2 separate regions of the Homo sapiens genome follow, and region 1 is linked to region 2. A link is a loop called in an ENCODE intact Hi-C map of the cell type or tissue named here. Cell type or tissue: GM12878. All regions are shown on one strand. Each heading gives the region's core, and the rest is flanking DNA. Links, peaks and the distances in the headings are about the cores only. Region 1 holds the start of NIM1K (NIM1 serine/threonine protein kinase). Region 2 holds the start of ZNF131 (zinc finger protein 131).

Region 1 (13,864 bases), core at 1-8,000, 72 kb after region 2:
TTTTTGGAGACAGAGTCTCGCTCTGCCTCCCAGGCTGGAGTGCAGTGGCGCGATCTCGGCTCACTGCAAGCTCCGCCTCCCGGGTTCACGCCATTCTCCTGCCTCAGCCTCCCGAGTTGCTGGACTACAGGCACCTGCCACCACGCCCGGCTAATTTTTTTTGTATTTTTAGTAGAGACGGGGTTTCACCGTGTTAGCCCGGATGGTCTCCATCTCCTGACCTCGTGATCCACCCGCCTCGGCCTCCCAAAGTGCTGGGATTACAGGCGTGAGCCACCGTGCCCGGCCTTTCAGTTTAATTTTTATTGGATTTAACGGAAATAAGAAGGAAAGCAGAAAAAATTGCTAAACCTCAGAAAAAGGTTTTTTACAAGAAATATTAGTTCTTACAAGTTTCCTATAAAGTTAAGAAAAAAGGGATTTTAATAATACTAGTTGTTGTAAATAAGTGATTCAATTTTAAGCTATCAATTCACCCCTGCTGTGAAAGATACTGAAATCGGCACTCTCAAACCTCTTGATTTAATTATATTTGCATTATCATAAAGTCAGTGTGCAGGTTAGTGCAAGAGAAAATTCATGAACAGAAGGTAGATCTGAAGAAATTACCTAGAATGTAGCACAAAATGTTAAAAATCTAGAGAATCTGAGAAAAGACATGAAATAGAATGAGAAGGTCTGACACACATAGTATAAAATAGAGATTCCTGAAAGAAAGATAAAAGTTGGGAAGGGTTCTGTTATGGACTAAATTTTTGTATCTCCCAATTCATATATTGAAATCTTAACTCCCAATGTGATGGTATTAGCCTAAAGTGTTCAGTAACCTTTTAAGCTACTAGAACCTATCATCACCTCTGCCTTGTGCATGCTCTTTGGGGTGTGATGGTGAGGATCTATGTCACAGAGAGCCTCTGTCAGATTGGGTGTTTGAGGCTCTTGGTTTCTAGGCAATTTCTCTATGAAATTTTATTCTGTTTATTTGAATTCAAGGGTCTTTTATATCTTTAAAAATATGTAGAGTTTCTCCCTGCATTTTATTGCATTAGAAAGAAAATAGACTGATGGCATGTACTATTTTAAAGATTACTCTTAAAAAAAAAAAACAACAAACCTCTTGTCTTTTGAGGAGGGGATGTCTCTTTAAAAACAAATTTTCTCGAGAGAACCCTTGTTCTACATAAATAGATGACCACTCTCAGAAGCCAAGGAAGCAGTTGTTTCAGGTTCTTTCAATTTTCTTTCCAATCTCAACCGTCAGTGCACGGAGCTGTCCAAGGTTTTTATTTCTTGCCCTTCCCGTTCCTGACCCCTTTAATCATCACACAAACAGGCAGCAGAGACAAAGTAATGAAGAACACCAACTCTGGAGTCAAACAAACTGGGTTAGAGTCCCAGAGCCAGCATTCAACAGTTGTGTGATCTCGATCAAATCCTGTAACCTCTCTGGGCTTCAGTTTCTTCATCTATCAAAACAAGGATGACAGTAACAGTACCTAACCCATAGATTATCATGAGGATTTAATCAGTTACTCTTTGTAAAAGAGTTTATTACAATGCCTGGCAAATAGCAAAAAAGGAATTTTGGGGTTCCCTAGTTTCTACCATAAAAGAATTGTAGACATGGGTTATGTTGCTACTTAACAGTTTTGCTCTTGTAAATATTGCTCTGGCAATCAATACAGGATGGAGAGCAGGAGGAAGTAGAAAGAATGCTCGCAGAACTATGACTTAGGGTGTCTAGTCCTGGCTCTGCCATTAATCAGTTGTGTGACCCTTGCTAAGTTAACTGACCCCTCTGAACTCAGTTTTTTTTTTCTCTCTCTGTAAAAGGAAGGGCTTAAACTTCAGTAAATAACCGGTATGTTTTATTTAGTATTTTGCGAATCCCATTTCCAACTCTACGTTCAATCCAGTGACGGTATTTCTAGTTTATAAACTAGAAAAATAATCTTTGGCATCTGAGGGTCACAGCCGAGAGTATCTCCCTAGCAGGAGATTAGGGAGCCAGTGACAAAGTGGCACCAGGGGAACCGATGTATGCCAGGAATCCAGACAGAGGGTGACATTAGCACTTCTTTCTGCAGAACCTAAACCCTGCCCGACTCACCCGGAGGAGCTGTCACGGTGGTTTGCTGGAAACCCCCTTTCTGTTGGGAGGATTACTGGGTCACGGTTTCCCAAGGACATGGAAACCCTTGCTGAAGCGCTGGAACCGCTCGGCACGAGGCGTACGTCGGTGGGAGCTGTGTCAGCCCGCTTTCGGCCGTGTAGCTGCTCCCATCCAGACTCTAGAAGGGGTCCTCTTTGCGTCAGGCCCAATCACCCCCCTCCCCGAGCGACTGCACTGGGTGTCCCTGCGCCGCGCGTCCCCTCCCTCTCGCCCCTCCCTCCTGGCTGCCATAGAAACCAGCTTACAAGGTCCAGGCCGGCGTCCGGGTGCACTACAGGCCCCCCGTCCCTCCTTCCCCACGCCAGCCCCTCGCTCCGGATTGGTCCTTCAGGAAACGCTGTGGGGCGTCTCGGTCCCCGCTGCGGAGCCGGCCTAGGCCGGAGGGCGGGGTTTGCCCTGGGCCGCTGCCGGTCAGGTCGGCCGCCCCTGACAGCTCCGGGAGCCTCAAGCGCGACAGCGGCGCCCTCACCTCGGGACATCCACACACCGACCGCTCCTGCTCCAGAGGCAACAACCCAGCGCGCCTAGCCTGGCGCCGTGCAGCGAAGCCCAAGAGCTGGCCTCGCCACGAAGGTAAGCGAGGGGCTGGGGGACTCGCCGCCAGCACCCCCACCCCGCCACCCTTCCTCTGCTAGGCTGCAGACCTGGGTGGCTGAGGAGGAGGCGCCTCTCCTCCCCGCGACCCAAGGAAGAAAGGAAGCCCTGCCACGGGGTGTCTGCGAAGTGGGGTCAGAAGAAGGTTAGGCGCTTTCTGGGGCGTACCCCCACACCTGCCCAGGCCGATCCGCAAGCGAGAGGAGGGGGCATTAGAGCCAGGGCGAGAGCGTGCTCGCGCGTGTGTGCCCGTGTCATGTGTGGTGCCCGTGTCATGTGCGGCGCCCATGTCTATGTGCGCGCGTGTGTGCACCCATGTCTCTGTATGGTGTGGACACTCGTGTCTGCGTGCGCGTCCACACGTGAGCCGAGGAGCGCAGCTTAGCGCCTAGCGTTGCGCACAGCGGGTGCGCTGGACCAGAGCCCTAAGGCACCAGACCAAATCTGGAGCGTTTGTTACAAGGGCAGAAGACCGGCGTGATCTCCCCACGCGCGCCGGCCGGTGCTGCTGGTGGAGAGAACTGACATCTAACGCATGTGGCCCAGGAGAACAAAACCTTCCATTGCACCCCACGCCGCGACTCTCCCCAGCGAAAGGTGCTTCTTTTGGAAGACCGCACGAAGTAAGGAAGAGCCTCTTTTCCTCTTCCTGGATATCCCTCCAGGAATATTAGAAGCTCCAGGACTCCTTGATACGACCAGGAAAAGATCGCAACCGGGTCTTTAAAATATCGATTCCAGCCAGCTTCTGCGTGCTTGACACATCTTGGCAGATGGAGAAGTCAAGGCAATAGATAACATGGGCAGCAAAGATTCTGCTATAGCACTTCTTTCCTTTCTGTTTTTTCCTTCCCTCCTTCCCTCCTTTTCCCTCTTCTCCCTCCCTCCTTTCCTCCTCCTCCTCTCCCCTTCTCTTCTCCTCCTCCCTCCCTCCCTTTCTCCCTTTCTCCTCTCTTTTCCCCTTCCCTCCCCTGTTTTCGTCCTCCTGAGTACAGTAGACAAGAGGGCTCTCTGTCTACCCCCCCTCCCCCACCCCATTCCTCATCCCGTTTCAAAATAAGAGCGAATGAATCACATTCTAAGCTCTTACCCGTGCAGTTCTGACAAGTTTGGAAATTACACAAATCGCGTTTGCAATTGAGGCCGCGGGAATCCAAAAGGGAAACAAACGAAACCAGATGAAAAAAAGTGATTCCAAGTCAAGATTTCAAATGGAAATCTAAGGTGAATATTTGTTTATGGTAATAAGATTTTTTTTAATGTTTGAAAAGTATGTATCACACTAGCTTGCATCATCAGTATTCAATGTGATTCACAGAACCGCTTCAAAAGATGGTTTCTGTTAGTGTTGCAACAGCACTTCTAATTCTGGTTGTCATGGTTACTGAAGAAGTCGCCCTGCTCTATTGAGAGGCTGTCTAGTTAGAAGCAGGAACTGTTCTCCAGAGGACCTTCTCTTGTACCCTCGTTGTCACCATGGTAATAATTGAGTTTATGAAAATGTACTTACTTTTTCCCTTAAAGTACTAAAATCCCAAGGCATGTTGTTGTTTTTTTTATTTTATTTTTTCAGAGTTTGCAGTCCATGCAACACAGCTTTCCGCTCAGACAAATGAGAGTAAACACTGCCCTCCAGCAAGTTAAATGGCCCCAAATAGTCATGCTGCCCAGCTCTCTTCCCACAGCTCACTGCACGAACAGAGGACAGAGGAGGGTGTTAGATGTTCCACGAATCCTGGCCTGAGCCCAGATCGCCCTCGCCATTTAGCATTTACATTTGGAAGCCTAATTAGCTTTCTAATTAGGAGATGGGAGAATGTAGGGGGGGATTCCTGCGAGAGGCTAGTGGGGAAAAAGCTGAATCCAACTCCCCATGGACTGGTGTTTGGTGTGCCATTGAATTTGCCTAGTAAACCCTCATGGGTTTATTTTTAGCTGGACCACTGTTAAATGGTAAGCCTGGAAAAACCTTCAGAGAAGCCTCCTTCTGTGTTAGGAAAAAATGTGGATTGGATATTTGGTTTGAGGTGTGTGCTTTTTTTCTAACTACATTTAAAATAAAGACAGGTTTATATGAAATCTGAATTCCCCAGTAATAACTACAGATAGGTTATAGAGCCCTTTATATTCTTGGTTTAACCCTAGGTTTTTAGTTGAAAAGGTTTAATTTGGGGCAAGCAGTGGTACCATTTCAAATACTTTTATCAGCAAATGTTGGTTTCTTTAAAGAACCGTAATTCATTACACATCCACGATTTCTGAGCTTCAAATTCTAACATTGATAGCATGTGATTAGACAGCTTGAAGCCCTCAGACTTACAGTTTTGTTTTATTTTCTTTTCGTTTTTAGAGACTGGGTCTCGCCATGTTGCCCAGGCATGTCTCAAACTCCTGGGCTCAAGGGATCTTCCTGCCTCAGCCTCCTGAGGAGCTGGGACTACAGGTGCATGACAGACTTATCATACATTTTTAAAAAAACAAAAGCAAAGATTTTTGTCTTAGTAGGTTAATGTTTTTGTCACATATATAGTTTCATTTTGAGAAACTTAAAAATTAAAATATAACATTAAATCCAACTTCATTCTTTGAATCTGATCACTGTATTTCTCTAGGGATTAAAGAGTTTTAATTCATTGGTTGATTTTCTTTCACTTGTTGAAAGGACAAACTGTTCATAAAATTTGTTTCATTTTGTATTTTGTCATTTCCTATTGTCATTCTAGAAAAAGGTCTCTAGAATTGAAGTTTTAATTTTCAGGAGAAGAAGAAAATATTCAAATTGCTTATGAAGATAATAGTCTACAACTTGAATTAACCACATCATAGTTCTTAAATTACTTTCTCTCAAGAACTTCAAGGTTAGCTTAGCCATTATTATACAGCATCCTGAGGAATATTAATCAGTTTTACAGATGGACAAGTTGTGTTCAAAAGCCAAGTGATAGGTCGGTGCCGTGGCTCAGGCCTGTAATCCCAATACTTTGGGAGGCTGAAGCAGAAGGACTGCTTGAGCCCAGGAGTTCGAGACCAGCCTGGGCAACATGGTGAGACCTTGTCTCTATAAAAATTTTTTAAAAATTAGCTGGGTGTGGTGGTGCATGCCTGTAGTCCCAGCTACTGGGGAGACTGAGGGAGGAGGATTGCTTGAGCCTGGGAGGTTCAAGGCTGCAGTGAGCTGTGATTATGCCACTGCATTCCATCCTGGGAGACACAGAAAGACTCTGAATCCAAAAAAAAAAAAAAAAAAAGTGATTTCAGCTAACCACTTGGAAAATCGAGACAAAAATCTAAATTGTCTGACATGAGCATTATGAATATGAGCATTAGCCAAGACTTAAGAGAAATTCAGGGCATGGATAGCGGGAAGAATTTAAGATTAGAGAGCAAAATAAAACTGTTAAGGGGAAAAAACTGTAAGGAGAAAGCAGATTAATAGAAAGAAAGTAAAAGCGAAAACATCAAGTGAAAAGAGGGTTGCACAGAAGGAAAACGAAGTTGCAGAATAGGAAACTAAGAAGAACTCCACTCTTCATCTTCCACAGAGAACACTGATGGTTTTCCAGAAAGCAGTCAGTACCCTATTTAGCAAAATCGTGTGACTTGGGAGGCCTTAGCGGCAGATCTTAGTTCATTCTGACTCCCTGCCACCCATCCAAGTGGTGTGGGCTGAGGCAGCTGTCTTTTCGGGTCTCCTGAACTAGCTGCTCATTAGATCTTTTCTCCCTAATCCTAAAGCCATCAAGAAGCTTTCTGTGTCTCTATTTGTTGGAATTATCTAGTTGGGATAATATATGGATACACTTGATTACATAATTGCACTGAAATTTTTCTTTTTACTTTAAAAAATTGTTCAAATTGTTATCATCACAATGCATTCACCTAATTTTATGAGAGTATATTAAAAGCTTATAACTGGCTGGGCGCGGTGGCTTACGCCTGTAATCCCAGCACTTTGGGAGGCCGAGGTGGGTGGATCATGAGGTCAGGAGATCGAGACCATCCTGGCTAACACAGTGAAACCCTGTCTCTACTAAATATACAAAAAAAAAAAAATTAGCCAGGTGTGGTGGTGGGCGCCTGTAGTCCCAGCTACTCGGGAGGCTGAGGCAGGAGAATGGCTTGAGCCTGAGAGATGGAGCTTGTAGTGAGCCGAGATCGCGCCACTGCACTCCAGCCTGGGCGACAGAGCGAGACTCTGTCTCAAAAATAAATAAATAAATAAATAAAAAATAAAAGCTTATAACTAAAACAACAGTCCCAGTCTCCAGAGGCAATCATTTTGAACTCTTGGCTGTTTGATCACTTACCTCCCTATGTCCAAATAATTAGCTTATGTTGCTGTTTTTTCTTTTTTTCTTGAGACAGGTTCTCACACTGTTGCCCAGGGTAGAGTACAGTGGTGTGATCATGGCTCACTGCAGCCTTAAATTCCTGAGTTCAAGCAATCCTTCCCCCTCAACCTCTTGAGTAGCTGGGGCTATAGGTGCACGCTACCATGCCCATGCCCAGCTTTTTTTTTTTTTTTTTTTTTTTGGTAAAGACAAGGTTTCACTATGTTGCCCAGCCTGGTCTCAAACTCCTGGGCTCAAGCAATCCTCTCACTTTGGCCTCCCAAAGTGCTGGGATTACAAGCATGAGCCACCATGCCTGGCCACTGGTTCTTGATTTATCAATTTTGGACAGAATCTATTGACTTATTTATTTTTATGTTTTATTTAGAGGCAGGATCTCACTCACCTAGACTACAGTGCAGTGGTACAATCATAGCTCACTGCAGCCTAGAACTTCTGGGCACAAGTGATCCTCTCATTTCAGACTCCAGAGTAGCTGGGACTACAGGCATGCACCATCATGTCCAGCTAAGTTTTTTATTTTTGTAGAGTTGTCGGTGGTAGGGGGGGCGGGCCTCTCTATGTTGCCCAGGCTGGTCTTGAACTCCTGGCCTCAAGCCATCCTTCTGCCTTGGCCTCCCAAAGTGCTGGGATTACAGGCGTGAGCCACCACGCCTGGCCAAATTAGTTCTATTCTTGGCTAATAAAATACACCTTAGTCATTTTTAATCATGAAGATTTTTAAAGAGCCTTTTAAACTTTTTGGAAATTTGAAATGTAGCCAAATACTCCCTCAGATGTAATCAACAGCGCCAGCCCTTGAGCTCCTACAGAACACAGAGGTACTGATTTTTCCACCCTTTATACTGCCTCAATTTCCATGATCCATACTCCATACCCCCTCTCCCATTTTACCATTTCCCTGACCTACATTTCTCTATCTTTCAGTACTTGCTGAATCACACCTGGAAATTCCTTCAGGCCTTATCTCCTTCCAGATGTTCTCTTTTGGGCCCCACCCTGTCTGTACCTATCTCTAGTTTAGCCTTTGGCCATTATATTTAGACGATCTGTTTATGCATCTACCTTGCCCCACTAGCTGTAGATTTAGTTATATCTACATTGTTCCTGGGGGTAACTTGTACACTTAAACATGGAGGACGGAGCTTAAAAATAATGTTTGTTGAACTGAACACGTCATCTTGATATTGAAGGAGTATTCCATAGTAGAGTAAGAGGGGTAGCAACCTCACATTGCTTAGAGTAGGGGTGAGGGCAAGGAAGTAGGGGGAAAACATAATCTATTTCTTTTCTTTTCTTTTTTCCGATGGAGGAGTCTTGCTCTGCACCCGCACCTGGCCAATATGATTTCTTTCTTTCTTTCTTTCTTTCTTTCTTTCTTTCTTTCTTTCTTTCTTTCTTTCTTTCTTTCTTTCTTTCTTTCTCTTTCTTTCTTTCTTTCTTTCTTTCTTTCTTTCTTTCTTTTCTTTCTTTCCTTTCTTTCTTTCTCTCTTTCTCTCCTTTCTTCCTTCCTTCCTTACTTCCTTCCTCCCTTCCTTCCTTTCTGTCTTTCTGTCTTTCTTTCTTTCTGTCTTGCTCTCTCTCTCTCCCCCTTCCTCCCTCCCTCCCTCTCGAGCTCGCTCTCTTTCTTTCTTTCCTACTTTCCTTCCTTCCTTCTTTCTTTCCTTCTTTCTATAGTGAAAACTGTCTTTATTTTTATTGCCTTTTATTTTCAACAATGATTACTTGAACTTAAAAAAAAAAGAGCGGACTTTATTAAGTAATGATTACTGAAAAGCCAAACCTTTCCAGCCCACTTCATATTGTCTTTTAACCATTTCAGAACACGATCTATTTCTTATCCTCCTACTTTCTAGCAGCATCTGTTTAGAGGGGATTGCCTGTGGCACACACAGCTCCTGCTCATGAGACAAGGTGAAGAAGCCTCATCTGTTTTGTGTGAAGCACAGACCCTGAGGTCAGACAGTCTTGGGCTTGAAATTAAACTTGGATGTTAATTGCCTGTATGGCTTTGGACAAGTTACCAAGTCCTTCTGAAGTTTAGTTTCTTCATCTGAAAAATGAGGATAATAGCAGGCACCTTTTAGGGCTGTTGTAAAGATTTTTAAAAATATGTATAAAGGGCCAAGCACGGTGGCTCACACCTGTAATCCCAGCACTTTAGGAGGCCAAGGTGGGTGGATCACCTGAGGTCAGGAGTTCGAGACCAGCCTGACCAATATGGAAAAACCCCATCTCTACTAAAAATACAAAATTAGCTGGGCATGGTGGCACGTGCCTGTAATTCCAGCTACTTGGGAAGCTAAGGCAGGAGAATAGCTTGAACCCGGGAGGCAGAGGTTGCAGTGAGCTGAGATTGTGCCATTGTACTCCAGCCTGGGCAACAAGAGTGAAGCTCTGTCTCCAAAAAAAAAAAAAAAATATATATATATATATATATATATATATATATATGAAAAATGTATATATCTATAAATGAAATGCCATCTCTACTAAAATATATATATATATGTATAAAGTAGTTGAAATGAAATAATGACTAGTCTTCTAAGTTAGGTACGCTTTGGCCTGCAGTTAACTAAAGAATCTTCCTGCTTAGCTAGAAGTTTATTTTTCTTGCAGAAGAAGAGGTCTAGATAAGCAATTAAGAGCTTTGTTTTAGCTGCCATCAGAGACCTAGTTTATTCCTATCTTTCTGTTCTGCTATCCATCCTTTTGCCCTCATATTTATCACTTCATGGTCTCTAGGTGGCTACTACTCCTCTGTAAGTTCCACAGGGGAAGGAAATGAAAGGAGCTGCTCCAGCTGCAACTATCCTCTTTCAACAGGAAAGCACTAATTATCAGAAACACCACACTAAGGTCTTACTGGCCAAAACTGTGTCTCAGAGCTATCCCTATCTTTGAGGGAGAAAGGGAAACTGGGATCGCCAGCTACTATAACAGAAGGCAAAGAAAGGAGAAGAGAGTTAGTAGTGACGTTGAGTGAGCCAGGCTGCAGTGATGTCTGCCACACTATCACTTATTGATAGGGTGGCCATATGTCCCAGTTCGTCAGTGCAACCCCGGTTTACACCTGTTGTCCTAGTGTGATTGTTATTATTATTTTTTGAGACAGAGTTTTGTTCTTGCCCAGGCTGGAGTGCAATGGTGTGATCTCGGCTCACTGCAACCTCTGCCTCCCGGGTTCAAGTGATTCTCCTGCTTCGGCCTCCTGAGTAGCTGGGATTACAGGCATGTGCCATCACGCATGCTCAGCTAATTTTGTATTCTTAGCAGAGACGGGGTTTCTTGGCCAGGCTGGTCTCGAACTCCTGACCTCAGGTAATCTGCCCACCTCGGCCTCCCAAAGTGCTGGGATTACAGGCCTGAGCCACTGCACCCGGCCGTCCTAGTGCAATTATTAATAGCACCCCATTCTCAGAGGTGTCTTGGTTTGAATGACAGATTCTATGTTCACCCTTCTTATTGAGCACTTGCTATTTATTGTAGGCTCTCATTAAGTAGTAGTTATTTTATTTTATTTTATTTTTTGAGATGGAGTCTCACTCTGCCTCCCAGGCTGGAGTGCAGTGACGCGATCTCGGCTCACTGCAAACTCCGCCTCCCAGGTTCACGCCATTCTCCTGCCTCAGCCTCCCGAGTAGCTAGGACTACAGGTGCCCGCCTCCATGCCCGGCTACTTTTTTGTATTTTTAGTAGAGACGGGGTTTCCCCGTGTTAGCCAGGATGGTCTTGACCTCCCGACCTCGTGATCTGCCCGCCTCAGCCTCCCAAAGTGATGAGATTACAGGCGTGAGCCACTGCGCCCGGCCAGTAGTAGTTACTAAGACAGCTAGAACACAACCGTAAGATACACAACAAGTCAAGTTTACATGCAGTGATTGCTTGTGTAGTACAGGCAGGAGGTACACTGAGTTTACAAGGGAGAGGAATGAGTGTGAATTGACAAAGAGTTGAGGTCAGCTGGTCCGGATGGAGAGGAAATAATATGGGGAAATTGTAACACCAAGGCGAGAGAAGTAACTGGGTTGGACCCAGTTTAAAATATGCAAAAGTGGCTGGGCGCGTTGGCTCAAGCCTGTAATCCCAGCACTTTAGGAGGCCGAGTCGGGTGGATCATGGGGTCAGGAGTTCAAGACCAGCCTGGCCAAGATGGTGAAACCCTGTCTCTACTAAAAACTACAAAAATTAGCCAGGCACGGTGACAGGCTCCTGTAATCCCAGCTACTTCAGAAGCCAAGGGAGGAGAATTGCTTGAGCCTGGGCGGCAGAGGTTGCAGTTAGCCAAGATGGCGCCGCTGCACTCCAGCCTGGGCAACAGAGCCAGACAACATCTCAAAAAAAAAAAAAAAAAATTCATGCCTGTAATCCCAGCACTTTGGGAGGCCAAGGCGGGCGGATCATAAGGTCATGAGATCGAGACCATTCTGGCTAACACGGTGAAACCCTGTCTCTACTAAAACTACAAAAAATTAGCTGGGCATGGTGGCGGGCGCCTGCATTCCCAGCTACTGGGGAGGCTGAGGCAGGAGAATGGCGTGAACCTGGGAGGCGGAGCTTGCAGTGAGCGGAGATGGAACCACTGCACTCCAGCCTGGGTGACAGAACAAGACTCCGTCTCAAAAAAAAAAAAAGGAAAAGTACACAGTTGATATGCCAGGGACTTTTCTTTGAAGACTAACAACAAAGTTTTCATGCTGCCTTTGTTTGAATGATGAACACTTTGTAATATGAGGTACAATGCTAAGATATGATTGGATCTAAGAGCATTCTTAGAACTGATGACACAAAATAAAACAGCCATTCATATTTGTGAAGCCAAATATATTTTTTTTTGCTGTTAGAAAGCCTACCACAAAAGTTTAACATGTGAGAAGAAAGATATTTTTCTGACCGGGCGTGGTGGTTCATGCCTGTAATCCCAGCACTGTGGGAGGCTGAGGTGGGTGGATGATGAGGTCAAGAGATTGAAACCATCCTGGCCAACATGGTGAAACCCCGTCTGTACTAAAAATACAAAAATTAGCTGGGCGTGGTGGCACGCACCTGTAGTCCCAGCTACTCAGGAGGCTGAGGCAGGAGAATCACTTGAACCCTAGAGGCAGAGGTTGCAGTGAGCTGAGATCGTGCCACTGCACTCCAGCCTGGTGACAGAGCGAGACTCCCTCTGAGCGAGACTCCCTCTCAAAAAAAAAAAAAAAAAGAAAGATATTTTTCTAAATTATTCTCTTGAGCCTATAGTAGATTGTGACCTTGAGCTATTTGATAATAAATCCTCCTCTATCAAGAGAAAATATTTGCAGCTTCCAAATTTTCTTTTGAGTTAATATTAAAGGAAAACATTTATGGTCATTAATTTTTTTTCTTAGCTTGACTTTTAAATCCCCCCAATTTTTTTTTATTTTTATTTTTCAGAAACAGGATCTCCCTCTGTCATGCAGACTGGAGTGCAATGGCATGGGCATAATTCACTGTAGCCTCAAACCCCTGGGCTCAAGAGATCCTTTCTCCTCAGCCTCCCAAAGTGCTAGGATTATAGGTGTAAGCCACTGTGCCTAGCCCCCAAATTTGTTTTAGATATTTATTCATTCTGTTAGGCTGGTTGGTGAGCTGATATAGCTGAAAGAGACAAAGTAAAGACATTTGGTCCTAGTCTCATCCCTGCCACTGTCTCTTTACCCCTCTGGGTCTGTTTATTCCAATACAAAATGCGAGATTAAAAAATCCTACAAGCCCCTCCCCAGTGGACTCCTAAAAGTCCCCTAGTGTGCTTGGGTAATCAAGGGAAACTGAATCAGCCAGTCGGCTTGGAGCCTCAGGTTAATTTGGTTTAGCCAAGTATTAAGAAGTAAGATTGCAGAGGAAAACTGAGATAAGACCCTGAAGTGCCTCACATCCAGCTAAGTAAATTGCCATTTGTTTTTGCCATTTACTAAGCAGCGCTGAAGAAAAAGGTCAGTGTGAAAACGGGTGTGCTGGAACGGTCAGAAGGAGGAAAGACTGACAAGGGATAAAAATACTTGTTTTATTCTGAGTTTTGAGTTATTTTACAATGTTCAGTGACCTCACAACATACCTGGTTCAAATTGCAGAGTAGTAGACCCTAGAAAGCCTCACTGCCACGCTCAGCTTACCTGCTGCTGGCTCCATGTCCTGAGATTTTCAATGGCGCCTCACAATTCTCATCATCTAGACACAATCTATTGCTGGTTGCTCTTCAGCTCCAGCCTTTCGATGACTGTTTTGCTTCTGCTGGAATGTTTGTTGGTAGCCTTTAGTTTTGCTCCTAACCGCCTTCCACCATCCCCCCAGCCCCACCGCCCCGCCATAGCTCCTTCACTACTTAGCAGCTGCACAAGAAGACCTCCCTCCTAGGCTCCACTCAGTTCCCAAGAAGAGCAATTCTTACTGCTCTAGGATTAAATTTATGCTACTGCTATTAACATTTTAGGATATCTATAGTGTTAAATCAAGTTCAGCCTAAAGCTGCCTCCCTACATATTTTGAGTTTGGCCTAAAAGTTTCTCTGTACATTGTGAACTACAACCTAAATGCAGTTGTTAACGGACTGAAGCCTACTTTTGTGCCAGTCACCGAGTTTTGGCCAATGAAAGGTGGCCAACTGTTCAAACCATGTTCAAATAAGGCAAACGTTGAACTGTGACGAATCCGGCTGTTTTTGTACCTCACTTCCATTTTCTGTGCATCACTTTTCTTTTTCTGTCCATAAATCTTCCACCAC
Region 2 (15,264 bases), core at 3,009-11,008:
CTACCTGGCCCCTGTCCTGCCTTCTTTCCCAGCACCACAGGAATGATGCAGTACCCTCCAAATTGGGAGTTTCCAAGCCAGAATTAGAGTTTACTAAGTAAAGGCCAATATCCACCAGCTGGGAAACAACTAAGTAACTTTCCTTAAGTGCGTGCTACTTTCCTGAGTCCAGCAGGTTGCCTGAAAAAGAAAAGAAGGAAATAGCCCTAAAAATTGTGTCAGTTTCTTATTTGTGGCATATGTAAAATATCATGTGCTCTTCCAAAAAAGTTTGGACCTGTCATGATCCTTTTTTCATCTTGCTGCATCTGAGGGATCATTGGGGATGCCCTGAATTTTCAGTTCCTTTGGGCAAACACAAAGACAAGCTCATTTTTTGTTCCATAAATGCTTTTTTTTTGAGACGGAGTCTCACTGTCACCCAGGCTAGAGTGCAGTGGTAGAATCTCAGCTCACTGCAACCTCCACCTCCTGGGTTCAAGCGATTCTCCTGCCTCACCTCCCGAGTAGCTGGGATGACAGGCGTGCGTTACAACGCCCGGCTAATTTTTGTATTTAGTAGAGACGGGGTTTAACTATGTTGGCCAGGCTGGTCTCAAACTTCTGACCTTGTGATCCGCCTGCCTTGGCCTCCCAAAGTGCTGTGATTACAGGCGTAAGCCACTGCGCCTGGCCACTTTTTTTTTTTTTTTTTTAAGTCCAGCAGGTAGAATGTAAATCTTATGCTGGAATACAACGATAATGACCGCTTGCTGAAAGCTAATGTATACCAGCTACTAATCCAAGTGTTTCCTGTATGTTACCTCATTTGCTTCCCACAACACTGTTTCAAAGGTGAGGAAATGGAAGCTTAATGAAGTTAAACTACTTGCCTGAAATCACCCAGCTATTAGGTTGAAACAAGATTTCAACTCAGGATCCCAAACCAACCTTCTTAACCACTCTGTTATTTCCTTCCTAATGTTGCCTTAAAACATATAAAAGTGCCTGGATACCACTAGGGTAGCCAGAACTATTTGTCAATTCTTACTAAATTTGAATAATCTATTTTGATTCCACAGAAAATCTATAAACCTGCTTATTAACTGGCACAACATCTGCACCACAGGGAACTGTGTTTTAACACTAACTCATTCTAAGTCATTTACCATGTACCTGACTACGAATATTACTAGTGGAAATCATAATGTCTGGCAGATTGCTATCATATAAATTCCTGGCCACCAACTCCTACTGCATGCTGTTACTGCTGTGCTTCCTGTTGATGCTACTGTGTTATTACTGTGTCCAGGGTCCATTTCAAATCCTTTCCATTCTGTTCTGTGGCAGGCAGCGCCTATGATTGTTCCCAATGATCATGCCTTCTGCTATTTGTGCCTTTGTTCATTACTTTCCTTTGAATGTAGGCTGCCCCTGGTGGCTTGCTTCTAAAATATAGAATATGGCAAGAGTGATGGAATGTCACTTCTGAGATTGGAATACGAGAAACTTTGGTTTCTGTCTTGCTCACCCTTTCTTGCCCTCTCTGATGGACTCTAGCTGCCATGTCCTGTGGAGAGCCTGGCATGAACAGAGGCCTTGCGGAGAACTGAAGCCTTCAGTCCAAGAGCCAGGGAGGAACTGAATTCTGTCAAGAACCACTTGAGTGACCTTGGAAGCAGATCCTTTCCCATTGGAGCCTTGAGATTAAAGCCACCTTACCTGACAACTTGATAGGAGCCTTGTGAGTGACCCTGAAAGCCTAACTATGTGACACTTAGATTTCTGACCCACAGAAAGTGTGAAATAATAATATTGTTTTAAGCCACTAGGATTTGGGGGAATTGGTTACATCGCCTTCGATAACTAATACATCTTCCAGTCTCAAACTTCTTCATATCCAACACATAAATACTTTTTCTCTCCTATTCTTGAATTTTTAGTAGATGACCTGACCATCTATTTCAGGAAGAAAATAGAGGTCTTCAGTTTGATAGGAATTTCCTTAACTTCTTGAAAGCAAATCTACACTCCTGATAACTTTCAATCCATTAATCCCTCTCTTGTACAATTAGCTCCTTTTCCTCTTGTACTTTTATTTTCTTCCTCTGCTGGATCCTTCCCCCTCACCATTTAAATAGCCTAAGTCTCTCCCATCAAAACACACAAAAATAGTAAAACTGGCTAGACTCTATAGGTACTCCTTTCAACTCTTCTCTCATTTTTAAATGAAAGTTCTAAAACTGCTGTCCCAATTTTCCTAGCTATTCCTTAACCTACCTGAATATAGACTTCTCACCTCCCCTCTCTTCCCCTCAGAACTCCATTAAATCTTTTCTTGCTAAGGTCTTCTGCCAAAGACATTCATGATGCTAAATATACCAGACCATTTCCAATCTTTTTTTAGCTTGACCACTTGACCACTTGGCAGCATTTGGCACTGCTAACCACACCATTTTTTTTTTTTTTTTTTTTCCTTGAGATGGCATTCTGCTCTTGTTGTCCAGGCTGGAGTGCAATGGCGCCATCTCGGCTCACTGCAACCTCCGCCTCCTGGTTTCAAGCGATTCTCCTGCTTCAGCCTCCAGAGTAACTGGGATTACAGGCGCCTGCCACCACACCTGGCTAATTTTGTATTTTTAATAGAGACGGGGTTTCTCCATGTTGGTCAGGCTGGTCTCGAACTCCTGACCTCAGGTGATCCTCGGCCTCCCAAAGTGTTGGGATTATGGGCATGAGCCACTGCACCTGGCCCACACCCTCTCTTTTGAAACACTCTCCTTTCACGGCCTTATTGATGTCATACTCTTCCAGTTTTCCATCTTTCTTCAGCTGCAATACTCAGTCCTTTCAGCTTCTTCCTTTTCTACTCAATCCATAAACATTGATACTTTTTAGATAAAAAGTCCTACACTCTCTTCCATTCTCCCATTTGGGACTAGGAGTCCCAAACTCAAATGCTTTCAGGGACTAAGCAAATAAGGAAAATGAATGATAGCTGAGTCTAAAACATTAGAAATTGGTGGGGATTATAGGGAACTGGACAGCTCAAATCCTATGTAGAAAAGGGTTCTCCATTTGGTTAAATTCAATTGCTGTAAAAGAAGAGCGGTCCTATATACTGGAATTTCCAAAAAGCCTATTTTTGTGTCCAATTTCTTCATCTTAAGAAATACCGTGGCCAGGCACGGTGGCTCATGCCTGTAATCCCAGCCCTTTGAGAGGCGGAGGCAGGCGATCACCTGAGGTCAGAAGTTCGAGACCAGGCTGGCCAACATGGCAAAACTCTATCTCTACTACAAATACAAAAAATTAGCCAGGCATGGTGGCAGGCTGTGTGAATAATAACAATTATGATAATATTTAATTTAATTTATGTGTTATTTTATATTTATTTTTTTTTTGAGGCAGAGTCTTGCTCTGTCACCCAGGCTGGAGTGCAGTGGCACGATCTCGGCTCACGCCATTCTTCTGCCTCAGCCTTCCCAGTAGCTGGAACCACAGGTGCCCGCCACCATGCCCGGCTAATTTTTTTGTATTTTTAGTGGAGACGGGGTTTCACCGTGTTAGCAAGGATGGTCTCGATCTCCTGACCTCGTGATCTGTCCGCCTCAGCCACCCAAAGTGCTGGGATTACAGGCGTGAGCCACTGCGCCCAGCGTATTTTTTTTTTTTTTTTTTTTTGAGACAGACTCTCGCTCTGTTGCTCAGGCTGGAGTGCAGTGGCACGGTCCCAGCTCACTGCAACCTCCGCCTCCCGAGTTCAAGCGATTCTCTTGCCTCAGCCTCCCGAGTAGCTGGGATTACAGGCGCATGCCACCATGCCCGGCTAATTTTTGTATTTTTAGTAAAGACAGGGTTTCACCGTGTTGGTCAGGCTGGTCTCAAACTCCTGACCTCATGATCCACCCACCTCGGCCTCCCAAAGTGCTGGGATTACAGGCATGAGCCACCAGCTGATGATAATATTTTAAAACACCAATTCAATCTACAAGCAGCTAGCCTATCACTCCTGCAGACTCTCTTTAAACAATCCCATCTATTCTTAACACTTCAATATTCCTTTTATGCTGTAAACTTGCAAATCTCTATCTCTACGGTTAGTCTTCTTCCCTAAACTATATGTAGGCCCATATATCCAAGGGCCTCTAACATTATCTCCTTATAATAACACCTCTGGTTCCATCCTCTCTCCCCATCCAGCTCCGCCAGTTGTATTTCCTATTTTGGTAGATGGTGCCAACAATCTACTGGCTCAAGCCAGAAATCCAGGAGCCATCTTTGACTATTCTTTCTCCCTTGTCACCAATATATCCAGCAATATTTATTTAGTATCTATGGCATGCTTTACAGCCAATGTTGGTTCTATCTCTAGATTTTTTTTTTTTTTTTTGAGACAGGGTCTCACTCTGTTGCCCAGGCTGGAGTGAAGTGGCACCATCTTAGCTCACTGCAGCCTCAACCTCCCTGAGCTCAAGTGATCCTCCCACCCCAGTCTTCCAAGTAGCTGAAACAATAGGTGCACACCATCACTAATTTTTTTGTATTTTGTAGAGACGATGTTTCACCATGTCACCCAGGCTGGTCTTGAACACCTGGGTTCCAGCGATCCTCCCCGACTGGGCCTCCCAAAGTGATGGGATTACAGGCCTGAACCACTGCGCCCAGCCTATCTCTAGATTCTGACCAGCTCTCTAATTCCATTTTCCCCCATGGTTTCATCTACATTACTAACAGTCTCCCAGTTGATCTCTATTCCTAGCAGCTTGTCCCATTTAATCTGTTCTCCATATTGGGGCTAGAATTATCTCTTTAAAAAGTACATCTTAGGATGTCACCATGCGGCAAGGCTTCCCCTTGCAAAAAGAAAATCTGACATCTTCAACACTTTTTATAAGGCACCCTTGTGCGTCTATCCAGCAACATTGTTTCAGTTTCCTGAATGCTATAATCTTGGTGCCTTTGCATGTGCTATACTTTTGGCTAAGAACACTTAGACTTCACATCACTTAAAAACATTTTTTGTTTTAATACAGATGGGGTCTCGCTATGTGCCCAGGCTGGCCTCAAACTCCTGGGCTGAACTCCTCCTCCCCAACTCGGCCTCCCAAAGTGCTGGGATTACAAGCGTGAGCCACCGCGCCCGCCCACATCTCTTCTTACAGGTCAACTGGCTTTCCTTGACACCCAGTTACTTCGTTCTTCAGGTGTTGCAAAACTCATCAGCAAGCACCTAGGCAATTACTGTTCAAAATATCTATGCAGTCTACTAGACTTAAGATTCAGAAAGGCAGAAACCACATATACCTTGTTCACAGCTGGACTTCTCAGTGTCTAGTACTAGGATTCTCAATACATATCTGTTGAAGTTATGATGACATTATTACCATATAGCTATTTGAGTTCCTCCGTAATCCCAATTCTCAAGTTCTTTGAGAGAAAAAAATAAGTAAATCTCAATTATAGAATTATCCTCAAAATGTATTTATATATAATATTTCTTTGGAGGAATTAAGGAAGCAGTCACATGCAGCTGACTGTGGGTCACTGGACTTTTTTTTTTTTTTGAGACGTTGTCTCGCTCTGTCGCCCAGGCTGGAATGCAGTGGCACTACCTCAGCTCACTACAACCTCCACCTCCCCGCTTCAAGCTATTCTCCTGCCTCAGCCTCCCGAATAGCTGGGATTACAGGCGCCCACCACCATTCCCGGCTAATTTTTGTATTTTTAGTAGAGACGGGGTTTCGCCATGTTGCCCAGGCTGGTTTCGAACTCCTGACCTCATGTGCTCCACCCGCCCAGGCCTCTCAAAGTGTTGGGATTACAGGCATGAGCCACCGCGCCGGCCTGGACTCTTTAAAGGAGTGGGGAAGGCCTGCACTAACGGGATCCGGTGTAAATAATTCTGAGCAGCTCCAGGTCCTGAGCCCAGCAAGCACGTGCTGCGGCAGGGCGCGGGGAGGGCGCGCTTCGCGGAGGAAGATTCCGGGCGGCCCGAACGTGCTCGCGCCCGTAGCTGCCGCTGCCGGGGCCGCGGCCGCCCGGGTGCCCAACCGAACGCACGTGCGCCAGCGGGGCCCGAGCAGAAGGGGAGCCCCGGCTCTCACGAAGAAAATGGAGGGCGACCCACGGGTTAGGGGTCAGGAAAGGCGTGGGGCGCATTATGCCCTGGGAGGGGAAAGCACGGAACAAGAGGCTCTGAGGGACGGAGAGGAAGGAGGGCGACCCACGAGCTAGGTAAGGCGGGCCAACCCAGGTCTCGGAAGGAAGGGGGCGGGGCAGGACGGGGCGGGAGGGGCCGCGCAGTAGCTGGGCTGTGAGGACGGTTGGCGAGTTCATTCCGGGCTCGGGTCGGGAAGTGTCCGCCCCTGGAGTCAAGCTGGGGAGGGTGAGAGGTTGAAGGGCAATGACTTAGGTTCCCAGCTTCTGGCCCTGCCAGGCTCTGCAGTAGCCCAAGCCCACCGCTGCCCGGTTTCTTCTCAGAGAGCAAGCCCTCGCCCTTCGTGAGCGCCAAATCCCCGCGCTCGGCCCCGCCCATCCACTGAGGGGTGTGGGTAGGGGCGTGGCCCGTTCCCTTGCTGGTCGGCGCCCGGAAGGCGTCCGCGTCAGCCGGAGCTCGACGCGGTGACGGTGTGCGTCGACGTAAGTGACGCGCAAGCCTGGGCCGCTCCTCCTTCCCTCAGTGAGTGCCGGCCCGGTCGGGGCGGGGGAGAAGAGGGAGGGCGGGGGAGGGAGAGGCGACCCGAGAGTCGTTGTGGGTCGCGGGCCGGACCGGGTCCCGGGGCGGTGGGAGCCCCGGCCGGGCAGAAGGGCTTGGCGGGCCGTTAGAGGACCGCCACGGCTGTCGAGTCCCCTCCCTTGTTGGACTTGCGCGCCCTGGCGCTCGGAACCTCCGGCGCTGTGCCCACCCCGCTCTAGCTCGCGTCTCCCGACTCCAATTAGGTCAGGCTCGGAGTCCCGCGGCCGCGGCTCCGGTCTCAACGCTCCGGGGCCGCTCGGCTCGCCTTTCTTCCCTCGCCTTTCTCTCCTCTTGCTTCACCCTCCCCCCTTCTTTTCACGTTGCTGGTTTTTTTTGTTGTTGTTTTATGCTTTAGGGGTTTTGTTCCTCGGCTCGAGCTCATGGGTGTACATTATCATGCTCTTCTTTTGTAGAGCAGCCCGACGGCCATGGAGGCTGAAGAGACGATGGAATGCCTTCAGGAGTTCCCTGAACATCATAAAATGATCCTCGACCGATTGAATGAACAGCGAGAGCAGGACCGGTTTACTGACATCACCCTAATTGTCGACGGTGGGTAGGGCAGTGGGCAGAGGAGCGAATTTTTGGCTTCAGTTTTTTTCTGTCCTTCGGACACCCGCCTTTTTTTTTTTTTTTTTTTTTTTAACCCATCCTCTATGGTCTCCCTACCAAAGTCTGCAGAGTGTGTGCACTGGGACCAGATTGCACTTGTCAGTGTCCACTCACACAGCGTGCTGCAGAAGGCTGGTTGGTCAGTCATGCCTTCCACGTAGTCTGGTGTTCATCTCATTTTAACTTCTTACATCCTGTTGAGTGCAAGATGATGTCGTTGGGGACAGATTGTCTCAAAATGTTTGGTTGATAGCCTCTTGTTGGTAAGCTTTGAGAAGTCCCTTACAGGAGTCATTTGGGAAGTGTTGATTTTTTTTCTAGTTTCCCAAATGGTCTTGAAGGGAGAATGAGAGATTCCATTGCAGCACTCATACCCCCTTTGAGAATCTCCAAAATAAAATGGGGTCTTTACCAGCCTTAGGAGTTGCCTCTATAATGGAAGGAAATCCAGCGTGGGTATGTTTTCTGTTTAGCGAAAATAGGTTTCTCAAGGTAACCTGTTTTTAAAATTATGGGTCTACCATAGATGGAGCTTCCAAATATTAGGCATATTAAAATGTTTTTCATAGCAGACATATCCAGCTTTGTGCTTACGGTTTTTTTCTCTCTTTCCAAATGATATGTGACCTTTTGGGTTGTCCTTTTATTTAGCAGTTTCAACTGAGTTGGATATGCTTCTCACTACTTAATTGGAAACAACAGAGTGTCAAGAGGCTCCTTACCTAGTGTTGTAAATTAGGCTTTATAAAACTAAAGGGGTTTGAAGTGAAGATTTAGCTTTATATCTAATTGAGATTAACATTTGCCAAGATAGCTGCCAAGAATATTCTGCATTTAGTTCAATAATTTCTGTAGTTACGTAATGAAGGAAGACCTATTTTGCTTTATATGATTTTTAAGTCTATTTTGTAGTTATACATTTGATTTTCGTGCTTGTGTATGATTTTCTTTTTTTTTCTTATTTTACCTAGGACACCATTTTAAGGCTCACAAGGCTGTTTTGGCTGCTTGTAGTAAGTTCTTCTACAAATTCTTTCAGGAGTTTACCCAAGAACCATTGGTGGAGATAGAAGGTAAATGATTCTTGTTGTTTTTTTATTTAATAAATCAAAGAAGCCATTTTATTTAAATGCTTGTTTTAAATACAATACTTAGCAAACAATTGGTGAAGCAGTTTTAGACAGTTTATCAAGACACCATAGGAAATAGGCATCAGTAGTTCCTGTAGGTAAAGGTAGATAAATTGTTCTTTTGATACCTGAGAAGTCTTACTTTCAGTGAAGTGCTTGGTTGAATGATCTGCCAGGAAAAACTTAGATGGTAGATGTTGGTCTTTTCCATTGTGGAAACTGGTGGTCATTGTTTTTTGAAAACAAGTATTAAACGTGAATTACTATCTTTGTTCAGTGGGCTTATGTTTCAGACTGCTGGAGATGCTGCAGGTTACAGTAGAAGCTTTTACTGTACTCTATAGCAGAAGTAGTGATGTATTAGCAGAGGTACAGATGACATGCAGTGTGAAGTGGGCTGCCATAATAGGGAGAAAGCTAGGAAAAATGAACTGAAGTAGCATTTAGAGGAAATTCTGGCTCTACAATGGGATGGATCAATACCTGTTACCTTGAAGCAAAAAGTGATTTTTGTACTTTCTAGACATTTTTCTAATAATAACCTGCCAAGTGCCAGGCGTTGTGATATGTAGTTTTGTGTATTGTCTAAGGCTCACAGCAATCGTTTGATGTTGGGCAGGATGGCTTGTGCTTGTAGTCCCAGCTACTCGGGAGGCTGAGGCAGGAGGATTGCTTGAGCCCAGGAGTTCGAGGCCAGCCTGGGGCAACATAGACCCTGTCTTTTCTTTTCTTTTCTTTTCTTTTCAAAAAGGGAAGTGGTGTTATTTGTAATAATTTACACTTCAGGAAGCAGGCTCTAAAAGGTTACTTGCCCAGGGTTGTCCAACTAGCAAGGAATTAAGTTTGTGCTATTAATTACCATGCTTTTTCTTCTGCTACTGCAGTAACTCCTCCCCTACCACCAGCATCAAAATCTAAAACAGCAGGAAATAAATGTTTGCCTACGTAATTACAGAATTTTAGCTTCTTTTAGGGTTCTTGGGTTTTGGTTTTATATCTATTTCATTGTGTACGTATTCTTTGTTCTGAATGGGTTGCCTAGAAACTCCTTTTTTCCCTTTGATGCCTAGGGGAGTAAAGAAAACAAAAAAGAGTTAAGAATATTCTTTAATTTTGGTATATTCCAGTTTAGCATTATAGCTGATATATTTACAGCTAGAGTATCTTTTAATATCTATAATCAGGACAGAGACATAATTATGAAAATCCACAAAACTTAATAAAGTGAGAATCTAACTGCCCAGATGATAGTGGTTTCTACTACAAAGCAAGCCTCCATGAATTCATTCACACCTGAGGTTTATTAAATATGTGACCCCAGGCGGGTTACTTTACCTCAATTGCATACTTTTCTCCTCATCTGAAAAGTGGGTTCATAGGATTATAAAGACTAATTGCGATAACATGCAGAGTGCATGGCATGATATTTGGTGCCTTGTCAAAGCTTGATAAACAGGGTCCAGTCTAAGAAACATTAGGGAGACCTCTTCTCTACAAAAAATTTAAAAAATTATTAGCTGAGTCTGATGGCACATGCCTGTGGTCCCAGCTATTCAGGAGGCTGAGGCGGGAGGATTGCTGGGGCCCAGGAGGTCAAAGCTGCAGTGAGCCATGATTTTGCCACTGCATTGTAGCCTGGGCGACAGAGCAAGGCCCTGTCTCAAAAAAAAAAAAAAAAAGTCAGTTTATCATATTGAATATCTATAATATATCATGTACTATGTTAGACCCAGGAGATGAAGAATTAATGAATAAGATGTCCCTTAAAGAAGTCGGAAAATTTCATAACAGGTGAGCAACAGGCAAATAAAGGAGTGCAAAAAGTATTACAAAGACTATTACTGTGAAATGGTATCACTGAAGAGGGAGAATGAGTGGTTTGGTCTTCCTTAGGAAAGATTTCAAAGAGGAGTTTTGAGTCTGAGCAGAATTTTTTTTTTCTTTTTTTTGGAGATAGATTTTAGCTCTTGTTACCCAGGCTGGAGTGCAATGGCGTGATCAGGCTGGTCTCGAATTCCCCACCTCAGGTGATCCACCCGCCTCTTCCTCCCAAAGTGCTGGGATTACAGGCGTGAGACCACGACTGGCCAAGTCTGAGCAGAATTTTTAAGTCTTAAAAAATAAGTGGCCTGGCCGGATGCGGTGGCTCACGCCTGTAATCCCAGCACTTTGGGAGGCCGAGGCAGGCAGATCACCTGAGGTCGAGAGGTCGAGACCAGCCTGACCAACATGGTGAAACCCTGTCTCTACTAAAAATATAAAATTAGCCGGGCGTGGTGGTGGGCACCTGTAATCCCAGCTACTCAGGAAGGCCGAGGCAGGAGAATCGCTTGAACCCGGGAGGCGGAGGTTGTAGCGAGCTGAGTCACGCCATTGCACTCCAGCCTGGGCAACAAGAGTGAAACTCCGTCTCAAAGAAAAAAAAAAGGAAAAGTGGCCCAAGCTGGAATATTTGTTGCTGGTAGAATGAGCACACATTACCTGGAGAAGTAGAAGTAGAGCCTGGTCTTCTGAAGACTAGTCACCTTGAGATTTAGGTCTGTGGCACACACAAGTCTTCAGTATTTGAATTCTAGATAGATAAGAAAGCAAAATAGACACACACTTTATTTCTGTCATTTGGTCAGATTCAGGTTTAAATAATTAATTTGGTTCAGTATCTTAAGCCCTTAACTTTGGGGTTACAGTACTGTCTAGCAAGGTCACCTGGCTGTGGAGAAAGCCCTGGGCATATAGTTAGTTAGAAAACTTGAGTTTTAGCCCTGGCTTTAACTGTTTGTGTGCTGTGTGACCTTAGATATCTTGGCTTCCTTATTTTTCATGTCACATAATTTTGGAGTATGTCATGGACATTTGAATATTTTGTTACAAAACTGGATGCTGTTAAAATCCTCTGGAAAATATTTTTGGTTTTTTGGTTTCACTTTAGCGGGCAGTTAACCTGGTTAGGTTCAGACTGCCTCTGTGGGCTGTGGATCCAGTTTGAACTTACTTTTCAAAACCTTCGTATTGCTGTTCAGGTCCCAGGTGTGCCATCCATGCCATTGTGCAGTTCTCAGCGCCTTTCCTCTGCCGCCTTGGGTCAGTTCACACATGGGCATGTTGGTGGTAAACTTGAGATTGTATACACAAATTTAGAGGACGTTTCTTCTCTCCGTGACTTCCCTTGTACACAAGCTCCCAAGAGTTTCTTTTCGTGGTTCTTTGGTGAGAAAACTGGAATTTTAGCTTCTTTGTGCTTTTCATACGTTTTCTGTAGAGGGGCTCATTTCCTGAACAAAATGGAGAGAGAGAAAAGTTAGAGAAAAAAATAAAATGAATTCCCTCTTCCATACTCTTCCGATCATCGTCTTTTTCCTAGTTCTTTTGTCAGAAGAACTCTCTTTTAGAGTTTAGGAGACAGCTACCAGCCACAGGTGTGCAGACTCAGGATTGGGGCTTGCTTTGAGGCAGAGCTGAGAGAGAAGAAAAATTACCAGATATCCACCCCTCCCCATTGTCCCTCTCCCATTCATCATCTTTTCTAGTTCTCTAGCCAGAAGGAGTTTCTCTTGGAACTTTTCTCTGTCTTCACTCACTGCACAGTTAATGAGATTTGGGCTGTCCTCAAGTCTAAGCTGACATATGTGGGAGAAAAAAACCAGGAAACTCACTACTGTTTTGAGTTTTGATTTCTCTCGCCAGTCTGCTTGCTTCAAATTACTTTTCAGAGTCCTTGTATATTTGCTTTATGTATTCTTTCCAGGATTTTTAGTAATAATCAATGGACAAGATAGGGTGGAGTGTGCTTTCTCCATCTTAGCTAGAACTGGGACCCCGTCCCCCACTCGTAAAATATAAATAATGACTTAGCATGGCACATTAGGTGGGCATTAGAGACACCAGGGAAGCGATTACAAATATAAATGCCCAGGTTGTATCTCCAGATAATTAAAAATCTTTCAGGAGTAGGATCCAGAAAACTATATTTAAAAGTTCTCTAGGTTCTTGATATACTATGTAGGTTGTGGTCTGAGGACCACTACATGGGGATCATTTGGAAACTTGTTAGAAATGTAGACTCAGGTTCCATTCCAGACCTGCTGAATTGGAACAAGATCCCCAGATGGTGCCTACGCACAGTAAAATTTGAGCAGCACTGCCCTAGCATGATTCTAGTGTGCAGTCAATGTTGAGGACCACTGTCTTAGAGGATTGCGTAAAAGCAAATGACGTGTATATAAATTTAGATTGTAATATTCTCTGAGTATAAACTCATTAGGTGCAAGCTGAGCTCACCCTCCATGTTTTCTGTGTTCCTGGTTAAAGTAAGTTACCTTTGATGAAAACCACAGGTTCATCTTTGACTTCAAATCAGATTTGTTGCTATTGAAGCTAATTGGATCCCAGCTCAGCTTTGTGGCTTGGATTCACACCATATAAAATCTTCAACAGACATTCATTCCTTTGTTCAGAACACACAACCTTCTAACGTGAACCTCCAATTTTCTAAATTCATTCTTTTTCTACTTCACCTGAAACCACAGATCCATGGCACTTAGTTTCTCTGTAACAGCAGCTCTACCATGGTGTCCAGAAATTTTAGCCCCTACTATCAAGAACAAAACATCCTTGTACATGTTTATACATCTTTTTGAGTAGGAGTTTTCCACCAGTTGCAGGGATTCCCTGAGTCTAGAGTAATGCCACAATGCTGCTCCCTTTTACTCCTTTCTAAGCATTTCTGTCAGGGAGAAGACTTAGATTCAGTTGTTCACTTTAACATTTTCCTTAGATACTCTCTTAGAAAAGTTGTATTCTGCGCACTTCTGTTATGAAGGGAGTAAGGGATTGCTGAGATTTGTTAAGTTACCAAACTAGTCTTGATAGATGTATAATTATTACATATCCACCATCACTTCATTTAGCTGGGCAAGTATTATCAGTTTGGTTCATGTTAGCTAATTAGGTCACTGGTTTGTTCCTAGGACAGTGTTGGGCTGGTCATATAAGTTAGAAGCACCTGGGAGCTGGGCATGGTGGCTCACGCCTGTAATCCCAGCACTTTGGGAGGCCGAGCGGGCGGATCATGAGGTCAGGAGATCGAGATCATCCTGGCTGACAGAGTGAAACCCCGTCTCTACTAAAAATACAAAAAAAATTAGCTGGGCATGGTGGTGGGCACCTGTAGTCCCAGCTACTTGGGAGGCTGAGGCAGGAGAATGGTGTGAACCTGGGAGGCGGAGCTTGCAGTGAGCTGAGATGGCGCCACTGCACTCCAGCCTGGGCGACAGAGCGAGACTCCATCTCAAAAAAAAAAAAAAAAAAAAACACACCTGGGGTGCTCATAATAAAAAAAACAAAAACCCAGATATTTATCCCAGTTTTGATTCCAAAGATCAGGTACCAGTACTTTCTTTTTGGAGACAGGGTCTTGCTCTGTCACCCAGGCTGGAGTGCAGTGTACCATCATGGCTCATTGCAACCTTGACCTCCTGAGTTCAAGCAGTCCTCTCACCTCAGCCTTCTAACTACAAGCACATACCACCAAGGCCAGCTAGTCTTTGTATTTTTATTTATTATTTATTATTATTACTATTTTTGAGACGGAGTCTCACTCTGTTGCCCAGGTTGGGGTGCAGTGTGGTGTGATCTTGGCTTACTGCAGTCTCCGCCTCCCGGGTTCAAGCAATTTTCATGCCTCAGCCTCACAAGTAGCTGGAATTAAGGCTCCCACCACCATGCCCAGCTAATATTTTTTGTATTTTTAGTAGAGATAGGGTTTCACCATGTTGGCCAGGCTGGTCTCAAACTCCTGACCTAAAGTGATCTGCGTGCTTCAGCCTCCCAAAGTGCTGGTATTGCAGGCATGAGCCACCATGCCCAGCCTAGTTTTTGTATTTTTTGTAGAGAAGAGATCTCACTACTTTGCCCATGCTGGTCTTGAACTACCAGCCTTAAGCAATGCTCCTGCCTTGGCCTCCCATAGTGCTAGGATTACAGGCATGAGCCACCACACCCAGCCCTTGGTACCAGTACTTTATTTAGTCTATAGGTGATTCTCATCAGTCAGGACAGGGAGCTAGGTCCACAATTCCTTATTCAAATCTTCTCGGAGGCCAGACATACTTCTCAACATTCCAGATTTTAGAATTTTTCTAAGGGTAATGAAAAACATAATACTCACAAATACTAATAGTTTAGCAGCATAGCATGTTAGTATTCACTCTTAAGTGGGATAAAGATGACATAGCCCCATGTTAGCTGAGATCAAATTTTGCTGCCAGATTTATGGAGAAACTTCTGTGTTTTTTGTTTGTTTGTTTGAGATGGAGTCTTGCTCTGTCACCCAGGCTGGAATGCAGTGGCACAATCTCGGCTCACTACAGCCTCTGCCTCCTGGGTTCAAGCAGTTCTCCTGCCTCAGCCTCCCCAGTGGCTGGGATTACAGGTGCGTGCCACCACGCCCGGCTACTTTTTGTATTTTTAGTAGAGACGGCGGGGTTTCACCATGTTGGTCAAGCTGGCCTCAAACTCCTGACCTCGTGATCTGCCTGCCTCGGCCTCCCAAAGTGCTGGGATTAGAGGCATGAGCCACCACACCCAGCCGAAACTTCTGGTTTTAAGAGAAATGGGAGGCCAGGCGCGGTGGCTCATGCCTGTAATCCCAGCACTTTGGGAGGCCGAGGTGGGCAGATTGCCTGAGCTCAGGAGTTCGAGACCAGCCTGGGCAACACGGTGAAACCGTCTCTACTGAAAATACAAAAATTAGCCGGACATGGCAGCGCGTGCCTGTAGTCCCAGCTACTGGGGAGGCTGAGGCAG

The links. Hi-C counts contacts between places; a loop is a spot of excess contacts. Peaks named below come from ENCODE experiments on the same cell type or tissue, not always from the same donor. Only the 100,000 strongest peaks of a DNase experiment are listed, where the experiment ranks them.
Region 1: it touches region 2 in a loop (3-fold over the local background); 24 of 110 quality-filtered maps call a loop at or near these places.

Annotation. Positions count from the first base shown.
Region 1 is chr5:43,189,666-43,203,529 of GRCh38, forward strand. It overlaps NIM1K (NIM1 serine/threonine protein kinase), which reads left to right and starts at 2,560. Exons shown (of 4, transcript NM_153361.4): 1 at 2,560-2,746. RefSeq lists a silencer at 2,401-2,540 and an enhancer at 2,876-3,585. In GM12878, for the core only: no CTCF peak of the experiment used is centred there; no DNase peak of the experiment used is centred there; H3K4me3 peaks cover 2,772 bases.
Region 2 is chr5:43,114,908-43,130,171 of GRCh38, forward strand. It overlaps ZNF131 (zinc finger protein 131), which reads left to right and starts at 6,007. Exons shown (of 7, transcript NM_001330707.2): 1 at 6,007-6,216; 2 at 7,132-7,270; 3 at 8,302-8,403. The coding sequence starts at 7,147. RefSeq lists enhancers at 5,669-5,728, 6,526-7,094, 7,095-7,662 and silencers at 5,909-6,258, 6,689-6,948. In GM12878, for the core only: no CTCF peak of the experiment used is centred there; DNase peaks (open chromatin) are centred at 6,144, 6,534 and 7,528; H3K4me3 peaks cover 3,882 bases; H3K27ac peaks cover 3,402 bases.